Regions from separate parts of the Homo sapiens genome. Here region 2 is linked to region 1. A link is a loop called in an ENCODE intact Hi-C map of the cell type or tissue named here. Cell type or tissue: IMR-90. All regions are shown on one strand. Each heading gives the region's core, and the rest is flanking DNA. Links, peaks and the distances in the headings are about the cores only. Region 1 overlaps SPIN1 (spindlin 1). Region 2 overlaps SPIN1 (spindlin 1).

Evidence for each region. A loop is a pair of places that touch in the nucleus more often than their neighbours do. Peaks named below come from ENCODE experiments on the same cell type or tissue, not always from the same donor. Only the 100,000 strongest peaks of a DNase experiment are listed, where the experiment ranks them.
Region 2: a loop joins it to region 1, with 2.5 times the contacts of the local background. A loop is called at or near these places in 3 of 110 quality-filtered maps.

The regions. Positions count from the first base shown.
Region 1 is chr9:88,471,791-88,484,522 of GRCh38, reverse strand. SPIN1 (spindlin 1) reads right to left here. Exons shown (of 6, transcript NM_006717.3): 6 at 5,829-9,445. The coding sequence ends at 9,246. Among named protein-coding and RNA genes, the nearest start is that of NXNL2, 57 kb to the left of the region's middle. In IMR-90, for the core only: no CTCF peak of the experiment used is centred there; a DNase peak (open chromatin) is centred at 6,992; H3K27ac peaks cover 1,506 bases.
Region 2 is chr9:88,392,930-88,405,661 of GRCh38, reverse strand. The region is part of intron 1 of SPIN1 (spindlin 1); the gene reads right to left. Among named protein-coding and RNA genes, the nearest start is that of SPIN1, 11 kb to the right of the region's middle. RefSeq lists a silencer at 9,396-9,620 and enhancers at 9,264-9,764, 9,765-10,265. In IMR-90, for the core only: no CTCF peak of the experiment used is centred there; DNase peaks (open chromatin) are centred at 5,461 and 6,041; H3K27ac peaks cover 1,776 bases.

The sequences.
Region 1 (12,732 bases), core at 5,901-8,400:
AGAGAGATCCTGTCTCTGAAAAATCAGCTGGCTGTGGCGGCACCTGTCTGTAGTCTAGCTACTTGGGAGGATCACTTGAGCCCAGGAGTTCAAGGTTACAGTAAGCTGTAACTGTACCACTGCACTCCAGCCTGGGACAAAAAGAGATCCTACCTCTTAACAAAAGTTGATAGATAAAACATGTGAAATTCCAGTCTAAAGAAGTTTAATTAAACCTTCACCTGCAGTTACATTTTCTTTTTTTGTTTTATTTTTGAGACAGGGTCTCCCTCTGTTGCTCAGGCTGGAGTGCAGTGGCGTGATCTCGGCTCACTGCAACCTCTGCCTCCCCGGGTTCAAGCAATTCTTGTGCCTCCGCCTCCTGAGTAGCTGGGATTAAAGGTACGTGCCACCACACCGAGATAATTTTTGTATTTTTAGTAGAGACGGGGTTTCACCATGTTGGCTAGGCTGGTTTCGAACTCTTGACCTCAGGTGATCTGCCCACCTCGGCCTCCCAAAGTGTGGGATTACAGGTGTCAGCCATGGCGCCCAGCCAACAGTTACATTTTCTAGACTAGAGGTCTAGAACGTCCCTTAAATTGCTAATCCTTTAGGAAGGCAGCCTACTACCTTCACTTTCTCAGGACCAAAATATGCAAGTTTTCTTGCCATACTATTGACACCACTCACACTCTCTGCTACGTCACAAAGCTCCACATGGAAGAACATAAAATGACCCACTTGCCTTTAGAAATCACTCCCGCAATCTTGATAGTTATTTCTTTTGAGCACACATTAAGAGAATGAGATTCTGTTGGAATTGATAAAGCAGCTAGCTTTACTTAGATTGTGAGGACCAATGTTATAAATCCATACCAGAAACTGAATTAGTGATGCAATGTCAAAAAAATCTTTTTTTTTTTTTTTTTGAGACAGAGCCTTGCTCTGTTGGCCAGGCTGGAGTGCAGTGGTGTGATCTCAGCTCACTGCAACCTCCATCTCCCGGGCTCAAGCAATTCTCCTGCCTCAGCCTCCCGAGTAGCTGGGATTACAGGTGTGTGCCACCACATCTGGCTATTTTTTTTGTATATTTAGTAGAGACGGGGTTTCACCATGTTGGCCAGGCTGGTCTCAAACTCCTGACCTCAGTAATCCGCCCGCCTGGGACTCCCAAAGTGCTGGGATTACAGGTGTGAGCCACCGCACCAGGCCGGAATGTCCAAAAATTCAAGGTGAATTTTAACATCTGGAAATTTCTCCCTTTAGAAACACAATCAACTTTTTAAACTTTTCCAAAGACCAACTATTTCAGGTTATATTTGAAAGAAAAAGACTGATTAAATACATCACGTATCTAAGGCCTAAAGGTAGAAACAAATACAATGATGGTTACTTTTCTGTAGTATTCAACAGATAAACTTTACTGGGCACAACTGTCCGTTTTAAAAGAATGCAGCTTAACTCTCTGCAGGAATACATTCTGAAAGCAGACCTGCTGTTTAAGTCACTACTCATCTAGCCATGAGCTTAGACTGCAAACTCCAGCACCATGTTTCACAAATGAACTAAGAAGACAATTTAGTGTTCATGAACACTAAGACAATGCAAAAGCAAACTTAAAACACAGATTTCTCCCTTCGAACTGGGCGCAGTGGCTCATGCCCACTGCACTTTGGGAGGCCAAGGCAGGTGGATCACCTGAGGTCAGGAATTTGAGACCAGCCTGGCCAACATGGTGAAACCCTGTTTCTATTAAAAATACAAAAATTAGCCGGGTGTGATGGCAAGCACTTGTAATCCCAGCTACTCGAGAGGCTGAAGCAGGAAAATAGCTTGAACCGAGGAGGTGGAGACTGCAGTGAGCCGAGATCACACCACTGCACTCCAGCATGGGTGACAGAGCGAGACTCCATCTCAAGAAAAAACAAACACACACAGATGTGTCACTTTATTCATAAAAGTTAGATGTATAGTCTTCTCAATCACAATAAAGTAGAAAATGTGAAACTTAACACTGCTTATTACAATTTTTATATACGCTGGAAGATGCTAGTGTTGTTAAAAAAATGTAACAACTAAAATCTTCCTAAAAACGAACATTATATAACAAGCAAAATCGACTGTGTGGAACTGAAAGCGTAATCTCAAACATCAAAAATAAAGCCAGCCGGGCATGGTTACTCACACCTGTAATCCCAGCACTTTGGGAGGCTGAGGCGGGAGGAACACTTGAGTCCAGAAGTTTAGGATGAGTCTGAGAAACACAGTGAGACGCCTTCTATGGAAAAAAAAAGAAAGAAAGAAAGAAAGAAAAAAACAAAGCAAAACATTGTAAGGCCTTAAGTGACACCCAATGATGACAGGCCGGCAGAACAGCGGCAAGCCCTGTGCCAGGCATAGGCCTGCACTGTGCTTACTTGTCTTTGACACACTGCTCTCCCCTACAGGACTGCTCTGAAAATGACCAGTTTTGTCCTTAGTAGCATCCATCAGATTTAGATTAAATTAAGAATCTAGTGGCTACTTTAATCTAGTGGTTAAAGCTACTTTACCATAGTTATTACAGAAAAACTGGAAGTAACATTTTGTTAAAACCAGGTCCCCAATAAATAAAACAAAGAGTAAACACACTACAGGATAAAGACTGACTTTAGGAAAAAGACCTACTGCTGATGTCATTTCTCTAACAGTCATCAGACTTTTCTATGAGAAGACCAGAGGCTCACACTTGTATACACGGTGTGCAGGTGCAGGGAAGACCAAGGAAAGCAGCTATCCAATTTTTTACAAAGCCACAGAAAGACAAGTTCGAGGAAAAAGCTTTAGAGTTATTTTCACGATCTGTATCTGAAGACAATTCACAATGCTGCCACTCAACCCTGGGTTGTTAACAACTGTTACTTATGTTAACATCAAGGTTTTTTTTTTTTTTTTTTTTTTTTTTTTGAGACAGAGTCTTGTACAGACTCTGTCGTCCAGGCTGGAGTGCAGTGGCACGATGTCAACTCATTGCAACCTCTGCCTCCGGGGTTCAAGCTATTCTTCTGCCTCAGCCTCCTGAGTAGCTGGGATCACAGGCGTGCGCCACCATACCCGGCTAATTTTTTTGTATTTTTAGTAGAGATGGGGTTTCACAATTTTGGCCAGGCTGGTCTCGAACTCCTGACCTTGTGATCCATCCACCTTGGCCTCCCAAAGTCCTGAGATTACAATAGGCATGAGCCACCGCGCCCAGCCCAACATAAAGGTTTTTAAAAGGCTTTCTGTCCTTTCACATTATAATCTGCTTCAGTAATTCCAACATAGAAACAGACAATTTTAAAGTTATGTATAATCTGCTTACCCTATTAAGGATTTTAGGTAGTTTGTGTGGTATATAAAGCTCTTAACTTTCCCTCCAGAAAGCATACACTGAAAATAATGAGAAAGAGGATGGTAAAAGCAGAGCCAGGAGTAAGCCTCCTCTCTCACTGAACAGTCAACGTAAAAAAACAAATGCACAGCAAGGCCCCGCACTTGTGTGTCACCTCAGAGCTGACAGGGGCCGACGCACCACTTGGTCCAGGGCCCTCACTTGAAAATTAAGCAGAAAGAATGCCAATGTCATGTTTAGGCAAACTTATGTGCCATGACATTATTAAAAAACCGTCTGCTACTTGGTTTACCAAAACTAATCATAAGGGCAGACGAAGACTCTAGGAATGGCTGGAGAAGTAACTTAAAGACTCAATGAATTCTCTCAACTCCACATGCTGCCTAAAACTTACCAGTATATGACACAGAACAAACTCATTACTATAAAAATTAAACATAAGATTGTAGGTTATGAGCAAAAGAAATCTAGGCTTTTTAAGTCTCCTGTATGGTTAAAAAAATTAGGTTTATGAAGATATTACTTTCATGATATATTCAAAGTGTCTTTAAAATATAGTTATCTGGCTGGGTGCCGTGACTCACGCCTATAATCTCAGCACTTTGGGAGGCTGAGAAGGGTGGATGGCTTGAGCCCAGGAGTTCGAGACCAGCCTTGGCAACATGGTTGAAACCCTGTCTCTACCAAAAATACAAAAATTAGCCAGTCTCATAACCCAGTCTCAAAATAAATAAGCAAATGAATAGATTTAAAAGTTAAAATAAAGTATCTATATTCTTGTGATGAAAAGTTATTAAAATTTCTTCAGCATACTTTCTCTCCAAAAAAGACATCATTATTTTTATTTTTTTAGTTATGGAAAAAAAATTTTTTTAAGTTCCGGGATACATGTGCAGAATGTGCAGGTTTGTTACATAAGTATATGCGTGCCATCGTGGAGACATCATTTATTTTTTAAGCACAAAAATAATTTTGGGTTATAATTCTTAGCATACAGAGACACAGATGCCTACATTCTAATGACTAATATAAAACCTTTTATTTGGCAATTTGGAAATAAACACTTTTTAGATATTAACTTATGAAATAAGGTTACAGAAAATTATTCATAGAAAATATTACACTATAGATAGATTACTCAAATCACTCCAATGAAGTAATTTAATTGAGGTGTTCATAAAGCAGCTCAGAGTCTGGGCACAAAATAGAGATCCGAGTCTTCATTCCCCTATAATCCTGCGTGAGATACTCAATCTCTGCCTCTTCCTCAAAAGACCATTAAGAACTAAACAAAATAGTGTGGAAAGTGCTTGGCAAGGTACTTATTAAGCATTTATGAATGCTTTATTAGTACCAAATGCTTTTGTCATCACAGAGTTTAATTGTACCAAGAGAAAAAACAAAAATTCTCCAACAGAGTGATGACTGCTTTAAATAGGAGAGTTGATTCATTAGTTTACAAATACTAGTTATCAAGTTTCAAACTTCAGACTAAACTTGCATTGTTATACTTTTGGGGCAATATTTACAGAGCTGTACCCATGACAGATAACACAGACAACGAATAATCTACCTTCAGCAAGGAAGGTCAGAAAACCCAGACTCAAGAGAGGCACCTGTGCTTCCCAATGGCTCATTTCCTCCTTGAACTGCAGCCTTCTTCCACCTAAGCCGGAGTAGACCCTGCCTTCAGTCCACCTCAGTAACCTCCATGGACTTGGAGCACAGGCACTGCACTGACACAAACCTAGAAGCCCAGCGTCCCAAAGCCCAAGTTTGCATTCATCCCTCACCAAGTATCAACCATTCTCCCAAAGGCAGGTAAATATCCCAGACTTAAGCATGAGATCCTTAGGCCAAAATGAACTGGGAAACATTAAAAAAAAAAATCTTATTAAAGCATGCCATAAATTCCACTTTTTACCTCACTGATTAAAATAATCAAGAAAGATAAAACATACATAGGTGTTAATATTAGGTTGGTGAAAAAGTAATTGCATTTTTTGCCATAAAAGCAGTGGCAAAACTGCTATTACTTTGCACCAGCCTATATTACTTTCATTTTTTTGTATCCTAGCATTGAGAAATAGTGATTTTTCACTATAGAATCCCATTGTTTATTATTTATGAGTAAAAGCATTATAAGAAATATTCAAAGCAAGAATACTTGTGAAAAGTATAAAATACCCATTATTTAATTATATTTAAAAGAATTTTTTTAAGTTTAAGATCTTGTAAGTTAAACTTTCTCAATGTCAAATTGCAAACTTCAATATTTAATATATGTGTGATATTGATGACTGCCTCCTCTTCTTTCAGGTATTATTGAATGTTATCAAATAAAAATTCTATTTCTTTCTATGCATATCTGACATTTACATGTGGTGAAAAGGTTACTTGGCCCAAAAAACTTTTCAGAATCAAGTTTAACACATCACATGTTGCTCATCAGCACAAACTTTACAGTCAGGAGTTGCACATAAAGGGTTTATTTTAAATGTTTTAAGGATAAGATAGAGTTACATCATAATTATAAAAATTACTTACAGAATTAACAGATTTATATTGTGTATACTTCTAAATGCAGAGAACAGGGAACTGTCTACACATTGTATAAAATAAAATTAAAATTAAAAATGAATTCAAGCTTGAAAGATGAGGTCATTTACCTAATTTTAAAATGTGAACACGAAGACCTCTGACCTATACACATTCATTCCAACTGCACTAATGATGGAAAAACACAAAGAGCGCAGCATTTCCAAGGAACCACAGACATTTCAACCATAATTATTTTGTTATAATAATTGTTCTGTTTTGTCTTTGGAGAACTTTCATTTTGTTAAGACAATCAGCTTAAGAGTGTTTTCAGGCACTACAATTTGTAACAATCGGAACAGTCTTCTAATGGGTCTACAGTGTTCAGAGATTGAAGCCCAATGCACTTCGTGGTTTGGCACATAAAACAATAAAAGAAATGAAATCTGGTTTAGAAGTAACTGTGATTTTTTTTTAAGAAAACACAGTCCCTTCAAATGCTGCATGACATTTACAACTGGAAAATCACCTTCTGTTGGCACTACATTTGCTTCACCAGTGCATTTTTATCCTAAAACCACTAAAACGGCACAGTAAGCAAATATACAGGAAACTGAAAACAAATAAAAATAAAGAAAACAAAAAAACCTAAATATCTTTAACATGCAATTTTAGTCAGTTACATTGAACATTCTACTTAGAATAGAGCATGCAAAAAAGGATGGTCTGCTTTTAAGATTTTTCTCTGAAGTTTTACGTGGCAGCCTGACATCACACACGCACGCACACACAATACAATAATACTAGAGCAGGTAAATGAGAAAGGCCGATAAATTTTATACATAGATTCATGTCTTGTATTGTCACAAGTCCCATGATACTTTTGGAAATTAATGTTGAATTCCTGGAACAAGGAACCAACATTCAGATACCAGAAAAATGCAAGCAATGCATGCAGATCTGACACATGAGCCTAAAATGAAGCCCAAGATACAAGGGCTTGGGAGCAGAATTAGTCATAGCGTCATTACATGTGGTGTAAGTCACCAAAAGAAAGACAGAATGGGGGAAAATGGGGAGAAAAAAAAACAAACCTTCCCTTTCCCTCAGCCCTAAAGGCAATAAATGAACAATGATTAAACTCATCGTCATCATCACCATCATCATGTTGCATTCATCTAGAAACTGGGAGACCATGTGGTATAAAAAAAGTCATTAAAGTTGCTTGCAGAAAAACCACAATGCAAGTCATTAAGTAATGCTAGAAATGTCTCAATTGACCCAACCCTCAAGATACTTCAAAATGTACTTTATTTTTCCACGCAAAGTTACCGAGCCAAGTTCTGCACAGTTGGTGCATGCTGGACACACTTGCAAACTCTTGCGCTGTAATGTCAGTCTGGACTCTGGGAGCCAGGCTCAGCTTTGAGATTTACATGCAGGGACTCTTAAGAGTCAACAGGAAAACACATAACAGATCTGTAGAATGACACCTGTTCACATACGAGAAGCACCTATGACTTGGGTATCACACTGCTTTCAGAAGCTTGTCCCTGGCTGCCCACAGTGAAGCACGAGGGACAGAGCGACTGCAGCTGTGGACAGAAAACTGAGGTACTGTGTTTACATGGTGAGTGGTCGTTACCATCCAACAGCACAAGGCACAAAAAATGGGCATCAAGCAAACCATGCATAACGAGGCCTGGAAACCATCAAGAACAGCCACAAAAGAGGTCACTCAGACCTCTGATTCAAACTTCTGGTGTTTGAGTGACAAGCATGCACGTTTAGGCTCTGCCCAAATATCAGGGAGGATTTCCAATCTCCACAAGAGACTGGTTTCACATATGGCCTTTCTCCTGGCTGTCAAACCACCAGGGTTCCTCCAAAACAAAATGAGAGCAGCTGTTTTGCTGATCAACCAATCACACTAGCAGTTCTATTTCAGTTTAAAACAACCTTGCAGGAATAAACCACATAAAGACTCCGTGGCTAAGGGCTGCTATTACTTACACCTACCAAGCGAACACAAACGGCTGGCTCTTCTATGGTAACGCTTCACTGGCATGCAAACCCCAAGGGGCCACTGAATGGAATGAATCCACATGAACAGCATACCTGGAGCAGGAACATGCACCCCACAAGAGGTGTCAGGAGACTAAGCTGCTGTTTGTCTAGACATTCTTTGTGAGGAAAAGCCAGGGGTAGGCAGGAAGGGGTGGGTTGAAAGTCTCTGACCATAATCATACATTAGCAATAATAGTAATAAAACTTTAAAAGTCCCAGAGAGCTTGTTAGAAGGCAACAATGCCACTCAAAACTTATACTTCCAATATAAAAGCATTGTATTCTTCCAGAAACTTAACCAAAAACACACAAACCAGTGATGGATTGTTGCCTTTTAAATCCATGTACTGAAATCCAGATTACTGACTTGTACACAATGGACCATATGTGCTGTCCAAAATACACCTACATTACACTGTGTGGAACAAGAACCTGGGCTTTGCAAAAAAGAATTTATGATTAAAATGTAACCCCCCCCCAAAAAAAAATGAAGCTTAGAATTAAAGGTAGCCTTTTACCCAGATTGTTCACCAGATTGTAAAATTCTAATATGGGTCATTAACTGTTCACAAATAATTCATATTTGGACTTATGGTTTAAGGGCTCCAGATTGAAAAGGTGCTCTGAACTTCTGATTTTTTTTTTTTAAACAAGCTGAATGTTCCCATATGGTTCCTGTGCCCAAAGTTTACTTTTAAATAAAGAGCAGTGATATCATATCCATGACTGACTTGGGTAAAGCACTCCTGTTAAACTCAAGAAAATTATGTCACCCCCATCCTAATCCACAAAGACTGCCAGTGGGGTGTGTGTGGTGTGTGGTGTGTGTGTGTACACTTGTATCTGTGTGTATATATTATATATGTATACACACATATAGATATAGGTAGATACAGATACATACATCTCAAAAAAGGCAATAACGAAAACATCAAACTATGCTTGCATTGTGGCGGCAGAATAAGAGAGTTAGGGTGAGGGGGAAAATGGTTAAGATCTATTACAATTTTAAATGACTATGATACTAGCTTAACTTTTACCAAACTTGCCTGTAACTCCCCTCGAAATAGACAGACTTCTTTTAAAAGAAAGGGGTTCTCCTTACACAAAATGCTTTGTGTTCACATCAATCTGTACTATTCAGAACAAAACCAGTTCTGCTGGCAGAGATTGTGGGTTCGCAGGGACATTTAAGCTTTCATTAAACTGGAAAGCAATCAAGTCTTTATGTCTACAAATAATACATTTCATAGTTCCACAAATTTGGCAGAGTTTGTGATGACATCTAGGATGTTTTCACCAAATCGTAGACATAAATATGGAAATCATCATCAAACTTGATGAAATAGACGGAGGGCTTGGCTTCTACTTGATGAATGACCATGCCAGTCCTTTTCGAGCCATCTTCTTTGGCATATTCCACTTGTTTGCCTACCAGGCTGTCCACAACTTCTCCTGGTTCCCTTTCTGCTGGAGGTGAATCATCTATATTAAAAAAAAAAAAAAAAAAAAAAAGAGAGAGAGAGAAAATTTCTAAGTCAATTTTTAGATATAAATCAACTCACATATTTATTTTCATAACTTAAAAAAAATTTTAATAGCCTGAATTCATGATTATCTAGACCAGGAGTCAGCAAACGTTTTCGTAAAAGACAAGACAGTAAATATTTCAGGCTTAGGGTCATATGGTCTCTGTCCCAACTGCTGAACTCTGCCACTGTAGCACAAAAGCAGCCACTGATGATATGTATATAAACAGATGTGGCTGTGTTCCAATAATAAAACTTTTTTTCATAGTTTGCCGACCTCCATCTAGATATATGAACAATTTTGAAAATCATAACCAAAAATTTCTTTGGCCCATGTTTAATCTGTAGCTGCACTTAAATGAAAATAAGTTTGAGTGGCTTTGAAATATAATTTGAAAGCAGACAATTCCTACAGGGATTACTGAGAATATGGCACACATTTAAAATGCCTAAGTACCATTGGTTTTACTCTGTGAATCCTTAAAGCTTCTTCCCCCTCAACTTCACTGCATTTCACATCATCTTCCTAACTCAGTTCCAAAATTTAAGCTTTCCATGCTTTAAAAATTGGTGCTGAATGAACTTCAGCCCAGGACAACTACAAGGGAATCTCTGAGGATGGCACAGGCATCTGTACTGTTTAAAAGGTCCCCAAGATTAATGTACTGCCTCTAGCCTCTAAGAAAACACACAGAAACAGCAAACCATCACCACCAACAACAAAAAAACAAAGTAAAAGAAAAAAAAGAGAGGGGGTTTGCTAGGCAATTATAATTCTATTTTAAGAAACTCTGCATGGGTTCTGAAAAACTCGAAGCTCTTTTCCTCGTAGTAGCAGGTGGCCTTCAGGTAGGGCAACCAGAGGATCCAGCTACATAAGACAGTCCATGTTATCCTGGCACAATTGGTAGTAATGTCATTTTACTCTCACAGGTATCCTGGTGTAGACCATATAATGTACATGTATTAATAGTAGTCTGCCTCTTCGGTTACAATAAATTCTCTCACTGAATGACAATCCAAAAACTGCTACTGTGATCTCTGGTACTAAGAGTCACAAGAAATAAAAATAAAACATCTGAGCATAATCAATTCTTTTAAAAGAAATAAAGAAATATAAGCTGAACTCTTTTCTTTAAAAATTCTCTTCCCTTAAGCAGTATCATCATACTGCCATATTTTTGTGGCACGTTTACAAAAGAATTACAAATACACAATCGCACGTGAATTTTATAGTAACTCAGCTAACCAAGGGAGTCATGTAGAGGCCTGTTTTACCATCAGAGCGGGTACGCGACCAGGACCCTTTCAGAAATCATTAGATCAGAGCATCACCACTGTTTCTAAAGGTAATAAGCTTCCATAGCGCGTGCACACACACACACACACAAGTTTGGAGAATTAAAGGAGAGGGAAGATCAAAAAATGGCTAGGAAAAGCGATGCAGAATTGCAGACGCCCTTGCATTTCCTATGATTAGGTTAACAGGACTTGCTCTATTTATCTATAAAAAAATGTTCAAGTCACCTCATACAGGTTGGAGAAATGCTTTTTAAAGAAATGTTCTCATGACAAATTCCTGAGTATGTAAGTTGCATTACCCCTTTATAACAAATGTACACAATTTTTTTTTTCTTTTTGAGACGGAGTCTTGCTCTTCTCGCCCAGGCTGGAGTGCAGTGGTGCAATCTCGACTCGCTGCAACTTCTGCCTCCCGGGTTCAAGTGATTCTTCTGCTTCAGCCTCCCGAGTAGCTGGGACTACAGGCGCCCTCCACCACACTTGGCTAATTTTTTTATTTTTAGTAGAGACGGGGTTTCACCATATTGACCAGGCTGACCTCGAACTCCTGACCTCAGGTGATCCGCCCGCCTCGGCCTCCCAAAGTGCTGGGATTACAGGCGTGAGCCACCATGCCCAGCCCAAAAATTTTAAAAATATGTATTGAAGAAGTAGAAATTCAAGGCCAGATGAGGAAATTAGTATGTTAACTAACTTATTCATAGGAAGAATTTTTTTAAAAAAAGAAATAAAGATGACTGACGCATGGCTAATGTATGGAGAGGGCCTACCAGTTACATCTGTCCAAGGCCAGAGATTCATGTGTTTGAAGAAAGGCCACTGAGTAGTTTTTAAAGGAACAAGCTTATCCAAAAGTGAAATTAAGAAAACAATTCAATTCATATGCACAATGGCATCAAAAAGAATAAAATCCTTAGAAGTAAATTTAATAAAAGAAATGTGGAGCCGGACGCAGTGGCTCACGCCTTTAATCCCAGCACTTTGCGAGGCCAAGGTGAGAGACACAAGGTCAGGAGATCGAGACCATCCTGGCCAACACAGTGAAACTCTGTCTCTACTAAAAATACAAAAATTAGATGGGCGTGGTGGCGTGTGCCTGTAATCCCAGCTACTCGGGAGGCTGAGGTAGACGAATTGCCTGAACCTGGGAGTTGGAGGTTGTAGTGAGCCAAGATCGTGCCACTGCTCACCAGCCTGGCAACAGAGCAAGACTCCATCTCAAAAAATAAATAAATAAAAAGTGGCCAGGCGCGGCGGCTCACCTGAGGTCAGGAGATCGAGACCAGCCTGGTCAACATGGTGAAACGCCATCTCTACTAAAATACAAAAATGAGCTAGGCGAGGTGGCATGTGCCTGTAACCCCAGCTACCCGGGAGGCTGAGGCAGGAGAATCGCTGGAACCTGAGAGGCAGAGGCTGCAGTGAGCTGAGATCAAGCCATGGATTAGAAGACTTATAAAGTCTTGTTAACATTGTTAAGAGGGCAATACTCTTCAAAACTGATCTACAAATTCAACATAGTCCCTGTCAGAATCCCAGGTGACTTCTTTGTTCTGACAAGTTGATTCTAAAATTTATATGAAATTGCAAGGGACCCAGAATAGTCAAAACACTCCTGAAAAAGAAAGGAGGGGCCGGGGTGCAGTGGCTTACACCTGTAATCCCAGCACTTTGGAAGACTGAGGTGGGCAGATCACTTCACCCCAGGAGTTTGAGACCAGCCTGGCCAATATGGCAAAACCCCATCTCTACTAAAAATACGAAAGTTAGCCCAATGTGGTGGCGTATGCCTGTAATCCCAGTTCCTTGGGAGGCGGAGGTTGCAATGAGCCGAGATCGTGCCACTATACTCCAGCCTGAGCAACAGAGTGCGACTGTCTCAAAAAAAGGAGGAAAAAAAAAAGCAGGACTCAAACTTCTTGATCTCAAAATTTACCACAA
Region 2 (12,732 bases), core at 4,744-7,243, 78 kb after region 1:
TGAGGCAGAAGAATCACTTGAACCCGGGAGGCGGAGGCTGCAGTGAGATGAGGTCGCGCCACTGCACTCCAGCCTGGGTAACGAGAGCGAAACTCTGTCTCAGGGAAAAAAAAAAAAAAAAAAAAGGATAGTACAGGCCAGGCACTGTGGCTCACGACTGTAATCCCAGCACTTTGGGAGGGCGAGGTGGGCGGATCACGAGGTCAGGAGTACTGGACCAGCCTGACCAACATGGTGAAACCCCGTCTCTACTAAAAATACAAGAATTAGCCGGGCATGGTGGCGCATGCCAGTAATCCCAGCTACTCGGGAGGCTGAGGCAGGAGAATCGCTTGAACCCGGGAGGTGGAGGTTGCAGTGAGCCGAGATCCTGCCACTGCACTCCAGCCTGGGAGACAGAGCGAGACCCTGTCTCAAAAAACAAACAAAAAAAAGTATAGTACAATTACGTACAGTACATTGTACTTGATAATAAACAACTATGTTACTGGTTTATGTATTAACTATGTTTAATCATTATTTTAGTCTGTACTCATACTTATTTATAAAAAAAGTTAACTGTAAAACAGCCTCAGGCAGGTCCTTCAGGAGGTACTCCAGAAGAAAGTACTGTTATCATAGATGACAACTCCATATGTGTTATTGCACCTGAAGACCTTTCACCTGGACAAGATGCCGAGGTGGAAGACAGTGATACAGATGATCCTGAGTATCTTAGTTTTTTTTTTTTTGTTTTTTTTTTTTTTGAGACGAAATCTCACTCTTGCCCCCAGGCTGGAGTGCAATGGCACGATCTCGGCTCACTGCAACCTCTGCCTCCTGGGTTCAAGCGATTCTCCTGCCTCAGCCTCCCGAGTAGCTGGGATTACAGGCGCCTGCCACTACGCCCGGCTACTTTTTGTATTTTTAGTAGAGACAGGGTTTCACCATGTTGGCCAGGATGGTCTTGAACTCCTGACCTCAGGTGATCTGCCTGCCTCGGCCTCTCAAAATGCTGGGATTACAGGCATGAACCACTGCGCCTGGCCAAGTATCTTAGTTTTTAACAAAAAGTTTAAAAAGTAAAAACAAAAGTAATAAATTTTTAAAATAGAAAAGGCTTACAAAATAACAGGAAGAAAGTATTTCTATACATCTGTACAATGTGTTTGTGTTTTAAGCTAAGTACTATAAGAGTCAAGAAATTTAAAAATTATGAACTTCATAAAGTAAAAAAGCTACACGGTTTCTAATACAGATGCAAGAAAAAAGTGTCTTCGCTGTCTGACTGTAGCAGCCAAGACTGGATTGAAGAATTGGGGGTTAGGGGAGAGTAAGCTAAGGTTAAGTTATTATTGAAGAAAAATTTTTCTATAAATTTAGTGTAGCCTAACTGTACAGTGTTTATACACAGTCTACAATAGTGCACAATAATGTCCTAGGCCTTCACATTCACTCACCACTCACTCACCCAGAGCAACTTCCAATCCTGCAAGCTCCATTCATGGTAAGTGCCCTAATACAGGTGGACCATTTCTGTATCTTTTATACCAGGTTTTCACTGTACTTTCTCTGTGTTTACATACATAATTACTTACCATTGTGTTCCAACTGTCTACAGTATTCAGTTCAGTCACATACTATACAGGTTTGCAGCCTAGGAGCAAATAGGCTTACCATTTAGCCTAAGTGTGTCAAAGGCTACACCATCTAAGTTTTGTGCAAGTATGCTCTATAATGCTCACCTAACAACGCAGTTCTCAGAACATATTCTCATCATTAAGCAACACATGCTGGAAAAATAAGTAAGACTGAAATTAAAGGGTAAAAAAGGATATACCCTACACATACTAACCAAAGGAAAACACTGCAGCAACATTAATATCAAGCTAAATAAACTTTACCTCTAATAATACTGGCCCCTTAAAAAGAACACTTAATAGTGGTTTTCTTTTTTTTCCCCCGCTTTGAAGACAGGATCTTACTCTGTCACCCAGGCTAAGTGCAGCGGTATGATCAGGGTTCCTGAGTGCAGCCTTCACCTCTCAGGCTCAGGTGATCCACCCACATTACCCTCCCGAGTAGCTGGGACTACAGGTGTGTGCCACCACACACAGCTAATTTTTTTAAATTTTCTGTAGAGATGGGGTCTTGCTATGTTGCCCAGGCTGGTCTCAAACTCTAGACTCAAGTGATCCTCCCACCTCAAGCCTCCCAAACTGCTGGGATTACAGTGATTTTAAAAGACCTGGTTGATACATAGCTCTAAATACCAATGCATCTAAGAACACACCCTCATAAGATAATGTATAAAGCAAAAGGTATCGGAACTAAGGAAAAACTGACAAATGCAAAATCAAAGTATTAATACATCTCTTTCAATAACCAACAGAACAAGCTGAAAAGTTTCTGCACAGCAAAGGAAACAAATGACAGAGTGAAGAGACAACCTGTTGAATGGGAAATGATATGTGCAAACCATTCATGACAAAGGACTAAAATCCAGAATATGCAACAAGCTCAAATAACCAACAATTAAAAAATAATAATAATAATCCCACTAAAAAGTGGGCAAAGGACATCAAAAAACATACAAATGGCCAAATGATATATGAAAAAATGCTCACATCAGTAATCATCAGGTAAATACAAATCAAAACTACAATGAGATAGCACCTTACCACAGTTAGGATAACTATTATTAAAAACACAAACAACAGAAGATGGCAAGGATGCGGAGAAAAGGGAACTCTTATACACTGGGATGGAAATTAGTAAAGCCATTATGAAAAACAGTACGGAGATTTCTCAAAACACTAAAAATAGAACTACTACATACTTCAGCAATCCCACTACTGGCTATTTATCCAAAGGAAAAGAATTCAGTATTATCAAAGGGATACATACACTCACCTGTTTACCACAGCACTATTTACAAAAGCAAAGATATAGAATCAACCTAAGTATCCATCAATGAGCAGAGAGATAAAGAAAACGTGGCATGTATACACAATGGAATGCTATTCAGCCAGAAAGAAGAATAAAATGTTTGCAGCAACATGGGTGAAGCTGGAGGTCATTATGTTAAGTGAAATAAGCCATGCCAGGCATAGAAGGACAAATAACACATGTTCTAACAAATACATGGGAGCTATAAAAAAAAAAAAAAAAAGTTGACCTCATGGAAATAGAAAATACAATAACAGGTATCAGAGGCTGGGAAGGGTGAGGAAGAGAGGTTGGTTAATGGGTACAAACATACAGTTAGAAAGTTCTAATGTTCTCTAGCAGAGTAGGGTCACCATAGTTAGCAAATATATACTGTATATCTCAAAGTAGCTAAAAGAGAAGGCTTGAAATGTTACCAGCACACAGCAATGACAAATACTCAACGAGGCGCAGTAGTTCACACCTGCAATCCCAGCACTTTGGGAGGCTGAGGCAGGCGGATCACCTGAGGTCAGGGGACCCAGACCAGAATGGCCAACATGGTGAAACCCTGTCTCTACTAAAATTACAAAAATTAGCCCAGCATGGTGGCACACACCTGTAATCCCAGCTTACTCAGGAGGCTGAGGCGGGAGAATTGCTTGAACCCAGGAGGCAAGAGGTTCCAGCAAGCCAAGATCGCACCGCCGCACTCCAGCCTGAGCAACAGAGCGAGACTCCATCTCAAAAACAAAAAGATAAAATACTCAAGGTGATGGATGCTCCAGGTACCCTGACTTGATCATTATACATTCTATGCATGCAACAAGTATTCATATGCATCCCATAAAGATGTAAAATATTATGTATTAATAAAAGGAAAAGATTGTTAGGAATTTAGCAAAGTATTTTTAGGCAAAGGCTTAAAACAGACACATAACATCTCAACATAAGCAAGAACATACAGTTCCACAACTTGCTTCTCTTATTAAATGTTACATTTTTTGTGTAATATAGTTGGCCCTTGGCCTCTTATCCCTTCAGCTCCACATCTGTGGATTCAACTAACCTCAGATTTTCAACATTTGGGAAATGATGGTTTCATCTGTACCAAACACATAAAGTTTTTTCCTTGTAGTTATTCCCTCAACAATACAGTATAACTATTTGTATAGCATTTACACTGTATTACATACTAGGAGTAATTTAGAGATTAAAGTATACAGAAAGATATGCATAGATTATATGCAAATACTACACCATTTTATATAAGAAACTTGAGCATCCATGGATTTTGGTATCCATGGGGTGGGGTGCAGGCGGGGAGGCAGGCGGAGTGTGGGTCCTGGAACCAATTCCCTGATATGGAGGGATGGCTGTATGAATTTTTTTTCCTATCAACCTCTTATTATTAACAGTGGCACAATATTCCAGTGTATGGGTATAATGGTCATTTACTCTACCTTAACTCCATTATTGGACAGTTGTTTCTAATTTTTCTCGATCACAAACACTGATATAATGAAAAACCTTAAACATAACGTATTTGTATACTGTCCAAATTCATCTATACAATAAAATCCTAGCAGTGAAACTGCTGGATCAACAGAGCACATGCATTTTAAATTCTGTTTTAGTGCAGCCATCCTCCAAAAAGGTCCTAGCAAAGTACAGTTCCACCAACAATGCAAGTTATTTAAGGGCTATGCATTTAGGTGAACCTTTCCTTATGAACTAATATTTTATTAGAATCTCACTCTGTTGCCCAGGCTGGAGCGCAGTTGCACGATCATGGCTCACCGCAGCCTCGACTTCCCCAGCTCAACTGATCCTCCCACCTCAGCCTCCCGAGTAACTAAAACTACAGGCACAAGCCACCACACCCGGCTAATTTTTTTTTTTTTTTTTTTGAGGCGGAGTCTCGCTCTGTCACCCCAGCTAGAGTGCAGTGGCATGATCTTGGCTCACTGCAACCTCTGCCTCCTGGGCTCAAGCGATTCTCCTGCCTCAGCCTGCCGAGTAGCTGGGATTAAGGCATGGGCCATGATATCCGCTTAATTTTTGTATTTTTAGTAGAGATGAGGTATCGCCATGTTGGCCAGGCTGGTCTCAAACTCCTTACCTCAGGTGATCCTCCTGCCTTGGCCTCCCAAAGTGCTGGGATTACAGGTATTAGCCATCACGCCAGGCCAAATATAGACTCTCATAGAAGGTGAGTGAATGGTCAGTGGAGTTCCTTGTTAGGCCAGAAAAAATCTAACCGAGGCATCAGGCCTTGTGGATGGGCCTCAGTCAATTAACCCAACTGTTAAGAGTCCTTTCTATCTCCTTGAACTATAACACTGAACCCAGAATCTCTGCTTAGTGAGCCCACATCAATAAATTCTGCCTGATTCAACTTTATGTTCCTTCCACTGTTATACTATACCCCTAAGATCCATTGCCACAAATCAAATACTCCTCCAGGCTCCTGACTATACAGTGGCAAAACTATACAATCTTTTAGAGTGCAGCATACCTTTCTCATGGGTCACCTCACTCTCTGGGGCCTGCTGCAACTACAGTCCAGCCACAGATCTACAAGAAAGAAGGATTACAGGGCAGATTCTGAGGAAGACAGTACCGTGCTGGGCAACTACCCAAAGGGAGGCCAATTACAGGTTTTTCAGGCAAACGGAGATTAAGTTCCTCTGGGAAGGGTTGGAAAGGCTGCTTCTCCGGGAAAGGCAGCAGAGCAGCATTTAAGGATTTAAGGACTCCAGCTTAAACAGAATCTGACCATATGCCTCCAATCCAATTTTCAGGATTCCATTCCTACCAATCAATGATCTCACCCACAAATTAGGAATTACATTTGCATTTTTAGAGCAGTCACAGAAACCTTCGGGTCCCTTACGTGTAGCCTGAGCTAAAAATTTAAAAGCCTGAGCTGATCATTCTGCTTTGTATGGTTTGAACTTGGCTGAGCTGAACTACATTCCCCAGAATTTCCTTTCCTTTATGTTTCCAACTTGCATGGCTCACAAGAGATTTTTGTGCAGCAACTGAAGGGTGCAGAAGATAAAGCAACCACCCTGCAGCTTGCACACACTGTTGCTGCTCATCTTCTGACTCACCCCATTCGTGTGAGGCAGTGGTTGGCCTAGAATTGCAGCTGCATCCACTCCACCTTCCTCTGGGCTCTCCTTAAGCTTCTCTGCCTCCTGGGCTACATTTGCCAAGGATCCAACTCTTACAGGCCACCCACACAAGCAGGAACAAAGGCAACTAGAACTAGCATGGTTTCCATGTACCTTGCCTGTGGCTTCCTGTGTCCTCTTCTTCCCCACTTTACATCCATCTTCCTTTCTCAAATGACTGCCCTGTGGACTTCAAACTCCAGCATCAATCACAAAGACAACAGCCTGACAGAAACCGCTTAACGGCTGGGCACGGTGGCTCACGCCTGTAATCCCAGCACTTTGGGAGGCCGAGGCGGGTGGATCACGAGGTCAGGAGTTCAAGACCAGCCTGGCCAACATGGTGAAACCCCGTCTCCACTAAAAATACAAAAAAACTAGCCAGGCATGGTGGCGCACGCCTGTAGTCCCAGCTACTCGGGAGGCTGAGGCAGGAGAATCGCTTGAACCCAGGAGGCGGAGGTTGCAGTGAGCCAAGATTGTGCCACTGCACTCCAGCCTGGGCAATAGAGCAAGACTCCATCTCAAAAAAAAAAAAAACTGCTTAAGCCAGCTCCTCCTACACTGTGTGAACTCAAATCACTGTAACAAATGCCTTAATACATACACACACATATCCCATATACGTTTTCCTTTATCCATCCTAGGGGTTTCATTTTTCTAAACCTTATGTGATCCTGAAAAAAATATTACAATTAAAAGTCAACAAGGCCGGGCACGGTGGCTCACGCCTGTAATCCCAGGGAGGCCAAGGCAGGCGGATGACCTGAGGTGGGGAGTTCAAGACCAGCCTGACCAACATGGAGAAACCCGTTTCTACTGAAAATACAAAATTAGCTGGGTGTGGTGGTGCATGCCTGTAATCCCAGCTACTCAGGAGGCTGAGGCAGGAGAATTGCTTGATCCCACGAGGCGGAGGTTGCGATGAGCCAACATCGCGCCATTGCACTCCAGCCTGGGCAACAAGAGCGAAACTCTGTCTCAAAATAAATAAATAAAAGTCAACAAATTGTTACTTAATAATCACTGTATGACAAACACCTGTGCAGACAAGACATTTAACCAACCAGACACCCTCAATTTTCTTATTATTTAATTCTCGCTACTGCACAGGGTAGCTTGAGCCCTCACAATTCAGACACTGAGCTAGATACCAGAAAAGTAATTACAGGCAAAAACAGGAATGGTTCTGCTTTCATGAAACTCAGCCTTTGTGGGAAAACTAAAATTAATTAAATCACATAAACTAATATAACATTGTAATTCTGATAAGCACCAAGAGGACTTGACTGCAGAAAAGTCAAAAAAATTCAAGAACTTCAGACAGCCAGGCACGGTGACTCATGCCTGTAGTGCAGTGGCACAGGTGGGAGGCTGAGGCAGCACTTTGGGAGGCTGAGGCAGGTACACTGCTTGAGTTCAGGAGCTCGAGACCAGCCTGGGCAACAAGGCAAAATCCCGTCTCTACTAAAAATACAAAAATAAACTAGCCAGGCATGGTGGCACATGCCTGTAGTCTCAGCTACGCGGGAGGCTGAGATGGGAAGATCACCTGAGTCCGGGAAGGTCGAGGCTGCAATGAGCCAAAACTGTGCCACTGCACTACAGCCTAGGCAACTGGAGTGAGACCTCGTCTCAAAAAAACAACTTCAGGCTGGGCACGGTGGCTCACACCTGTAATCTCAGCACTTTGGGAGGCAGAGGAGGGCAGATCACTTGAGGTCAGGAGATGGCGACCAGTCTGGCCAACAAGGTGAAACCCTGTCTCTACTAAAAATACAAAAAAATTAGCCAGGCATGGTGGCACGCACCTGTACTCCCAGCTACTTGGGAGACTGAGGAGTGAGAATTGCTAGAACCTGGGAAGTGGAGACTGCAGTGAGCTGAGACCGCACCACTGCACTCCAGCCTGGGAGACAGAGCAAGACTGGGGAAAAAAAAAAAAACACTTCAGACAACTGATGCTTGTTGGAGTCGGTGATGAATATCAGTACAGTCCAATCTCTTTATCTTATGAAAATGTGCAAGCACGCACACAGAAAATTTCATTAAAAGTGATGCTTGAGCCAAACTCTAAAGACCAGGAATAACTGTTAACAAAGAAAGGCATTCCAGGCAGAGGAAAAGAACAAGTGCCAAGATTCCTGGTGGAGAATATGGTGAGCACAGGAGAATGAAGGAGGCCCCACACAACTGGAGCAAAGGAAAGCAAGGGGAAAAACAGTACAAGATGAGGCTGAGGCCCAAAAGTAATTAGTCATGCACCACCTAATGACATTTCTGTCAACACAACAGACCACATATACTACAGTGGATCCATATTATGAGGCTGTTTTAAGCTACGTGTTATTTAAAAAGACAGAAAGTTTAAAAAAAAGTTAAAAAGCTTATTAAGTTAAAAAAATTACAGTAAGCTAAGGTAAATTACTGAAGAAACTTTTTATAAATTTAGTGTAGCCTAACTGTAGTGTTTACATACAGTCTACGGTAGTGTACAGTAATGTTCTAGGCCTTCACATTCACTCACCACTCACTCACAGACTCAACCCAGAGCAACTTCCAGTCCTGACAGCTCCATTCATGGTTCAGTGCCCTACACAGGCATGCCATTTCTCTTTTATACCACATTTCTACTGTACTTTCTCTGTCCTTAGATATGTTTAGATAAATAAATACCTACACAGCACTGTGTTCCAATAGTCTACAGTATTCAGTTCAGTCATATGCTGTACAGGTTTGTAGCCTAGGAGCATTAAGCCATATTACATAGCCTAGGTGCCTAGTAGGTTGTCCCATATAGGTTTGTGTAAGTATACTCTATGAGGTACACAACGAGGTTCTCTGAATGTATCCCATTGTTAAGGGATGTAAAGCTATATGTACACCAACTATATGTGTACCCTTGAGGCTACATTATAAACTTTTGTCCTTAAGGCACTGGAAAGCCATTTAGAGTTTTTCTGTTTTGTTTTCTGAGACGGAGTCTCACTCTGTTGCCCAGTCTGGAGTGCAGGGGTGTGATCTCAGCTCACTGCAGCCTCCGCCTCCCAGGTTCAAGCAATTCTCCTGCCTCAGCCTCCTGAGTAGCTGGGATTACAGGCATGCGCCACCACACCTGGCTAATTTTTGTATTTTTAGTAGAGACGGGGTTTCACCATGTTGGCCAGGCTGGCCTCAAACTCCCAGCTTCAGGTAATCCGCCCACCTCAGCCTCCCAAAGTGCTGGGAGTACAGTACAGGTGTGAGCCACCGCACCCACCTGGCCACCATTTAGAGTTTTAAGTAAAAAGCTGACATGGTCAGATCTGCCTTTTAAAAATGTAATTTTTTTTTTTTTGAGATGGAGTCTCACTCTGTCACCCAGGCTGAAGTGCAATGGCGCGATCTCAGCTCACTGCAACCTCCACCTCCCAAGTTCAAGTGACTCTCATGAGGAGTAGCTGGGATTACAGGCGCAGGCCACCATGCCTGGCCAATTTTTGTATTCTTAGTAGAGACGGGTTTTTTTGTTGTTGTTGCTGTTGTTTTTGAGACGGAGTCTCCCTCTGTCACCCAGGCTGGAGTGCAGTGGCGCAATCTCAGCTCACTGCAGTCTCTGCCTCCCAGGTTCAAGTGATTCTCTTGCCTCAGCCTCCCGAGTAGCTGGGATTACAGGCACGCGCCACCACGCCAGGCTAATTTTTGTATTTTTAGCAGAGATGGGGTTTCACCACGTTGGTCAGGCTGTTCTTGAACTCCTGACCTCATGATCGGCCCACCTCAGCCTCCCAAAGTGCTGGGATTACAGGTGTGAGCCATCACACTGAGCCTGAAAATGTAATTTTTTTAGGCTGTATTGATGCCTGACGCCTGTAATCCCAAGTTTTTTGGGAAGCCCAGGTAAAAGAACTGCTTGGGGTCAGGAGTTCAAGATCATCCTGGGCAACACTGTGAGACCTCATCTCTACAAAAAATTAAAAAGTTTTAAAAAGAAAATGTAACATTTTGACACTAACAAAACTACAAATGTGTTTACCTTTCACCCCACATCTATCTTAAAGCTGTATCTGCACAAATAAAAAACAATATACCCACAAGGTTATTCATTGCCGCAATATTTATAACAGCCAAGAGAATATAAACAACCCAAATGTTCATCATTAGGAGATGAGTTGCAAGCACGCACTTCAATGAAGCGCTCTCCAGAATAAATTAAGTAAAAGGGAGCAGTGTGCATAGAACGGCAGAGCAGTGTGCATAGAACGCTGCCTATTGTGTAGGAAAGGGAAACAAAAATATACACATATGCTTACATTTGCAAAAATGAAATATCAGAAAAACAAAGCAAAAACAACTGGGGCAAGAGAGAAATTCGTGGAGGAACAGAATTAAAGTGAAGCTGTGAACATAACTTTTTAACACAGATCAGATTTTTTAACTACATAAATGTTCACATAAATGTTCTACATGTTAAAAAATACATTAAATAGGCCAGGCGCGGTGGCTCACGCCTGTAATCCCAGCACTTTGGCAGGCCGAGGCGGACAGATCACGAGGTCAGGAGATCGAGACCATCTTGGCTAACATAGTGAAACCCCGTCTCTACTAAAAATACAAAAATTAGCCGGGCGTGGTGGCGGGCACCTGTAGTCCCAGCTACTCAGGAGGCTGAGGCAGGAGAATGGCGTGAACCCGGGAGGCGGAGCTTGCAGTGAGCCGAGATCGCACCACTGGACTCCAGCCTGGGCGACAGAGCGAGACTCTGTCTCAAAAAAAAAAAAAAAAAAATACATTAAATAAAAAACTAAAGCAATTCTTAAAGGAAGAATTTCAGGCAAACAACCCAAATTAATTATCAAACATATAACATAATCAGAGAAAATCTTTTCAAATGGCCTTCCAAATTAGAATGTCAACTGTACATGCTTATGTGGATATATTTTAAGGAAAAAACCATAACCAAACATAAAGCTACAGTTGCTTATTAGTGTTATTTTCAAACTACATTTATACTGTAAGATAATGCAATTATATTAATGTTGCTAAGAATGTAAATTTTCAACGTTAGAGAAAAAAGGATAAGCTCATAGTAAAAACTCTGTGATGTTAAATTCGAACTGGAAATACCAATATAAAAATCAAAATCTGTATGCTTCCCATGGCTGTCCAATAAAAGCATGGGCATTCTAACAGTAAGAACATATAACACCCAGATTTCTGTATCTAAATTCTAATCCTCAATAAAGCAAGCTGAAAGACTCGGTTGATAGGTATTTGGCAGGAAAAGCACAAAGTGAACCTTAGACATCTTGTGTCAGAAAGCAAGAAAAGCTTCAGAGATTACGTGTCATGTCAAAGGAAAGAGAACCAGGTTGAAAGGACCTCAACATGTCCAAGTTGTGAAAAGCTAAGGAAAAACAGTGAGTATTTGATTAAAACACTGGATAAAGCCACACATGGTGGCTCACACCTGTAATCCCAGCACTTTGGGAGGCTGAGGTGAGAGGATCACTTGAGCTTGGGAGTTTGAGACCAGCTGGACCAACAAGGTAAAACCCCATCTCTACTAAAAATACAAAAAATTTGCCAGGCATGGTGGTGCACGCCTGTAATCCCAGCTGCTTGGGAGGCTGAGCCAGGAGAATAGCTTGAACCCGGGAGGCGGAGGTTGTAGTAAGCCAAGGTCACACCACTGCACTCCAGCCTGGGTGACAGAGCAAGACTGTCTCAAAATTTAAAAAACCAAAAACACACATTGGATACATAAAAATCCATGGGTCTACAATGATGCTAAAGAGAGAAAGAAAAAAGTAATTCAAACCCCTCCCTCCAAAAAAAATCAGCTCTGGAGAGATGGCTGACGCCTGTAATCCCAACACTCTGGGAGGCCGAGGCGGGCAGATCACAATGTCAAGAGATCGAGACCATCCTGGCCAACATGATGAAACCCCCGTCTCTACTAAAAATACAAAAATTAGCTAGGTGTGGTGGCACATGCCTGTAGACCCAGCTATTCGGGAGGCTGAGGCAGGAGAATCGCTTGACTCCCGGGAGGTGGAGGGTGCAGTCAGCTGAGACTGCGCCACTGCACTCCAGCCTGGTGACAGAGGGAGACTCCGTCTCAAAAAAAAAAAAAAAAAAAAAAAAAAAACCCAAAAGCAAGAAAAAGGACATTCTTTTCTCTCCTTATTGCCTGTGTCAGGTTAAGCAACAGTAATTCAAATATATGATATGATTTGTTAAATCATTTGCAGACAGGCCCAAGCATAAACAACTACAAAGAAATATAACCTAGTTTTAAAAAAAAAATTGCCTATTTTGTTAACACGCTACTATAACATCTCAAATGGTAAAAAGATGCCTTACTAGTCTTTTCATGTATTCTCTCACCATTTGGATAAAATAATATTTACATTGAGTAAATTCTTCCTCCTCCCCTCCCTTCAGGAAAAAAAAAAAAAAAAGCACATTTAACATAACATTAAATATTCTGAGTTCAGACCAATACCCCATGCCTTAAATGACTTCACCAGCTTCTCTAACAGGCTAGACTCTGGAGATTAAAGATCCTACATGGGCAGGTTCCTCCAACTCACCTTTCATACTGTTCTAAAACACAGGTCCAATCCTGCCCCTGCTTTCAATGGTTTCCCTCTGCCTACAAATT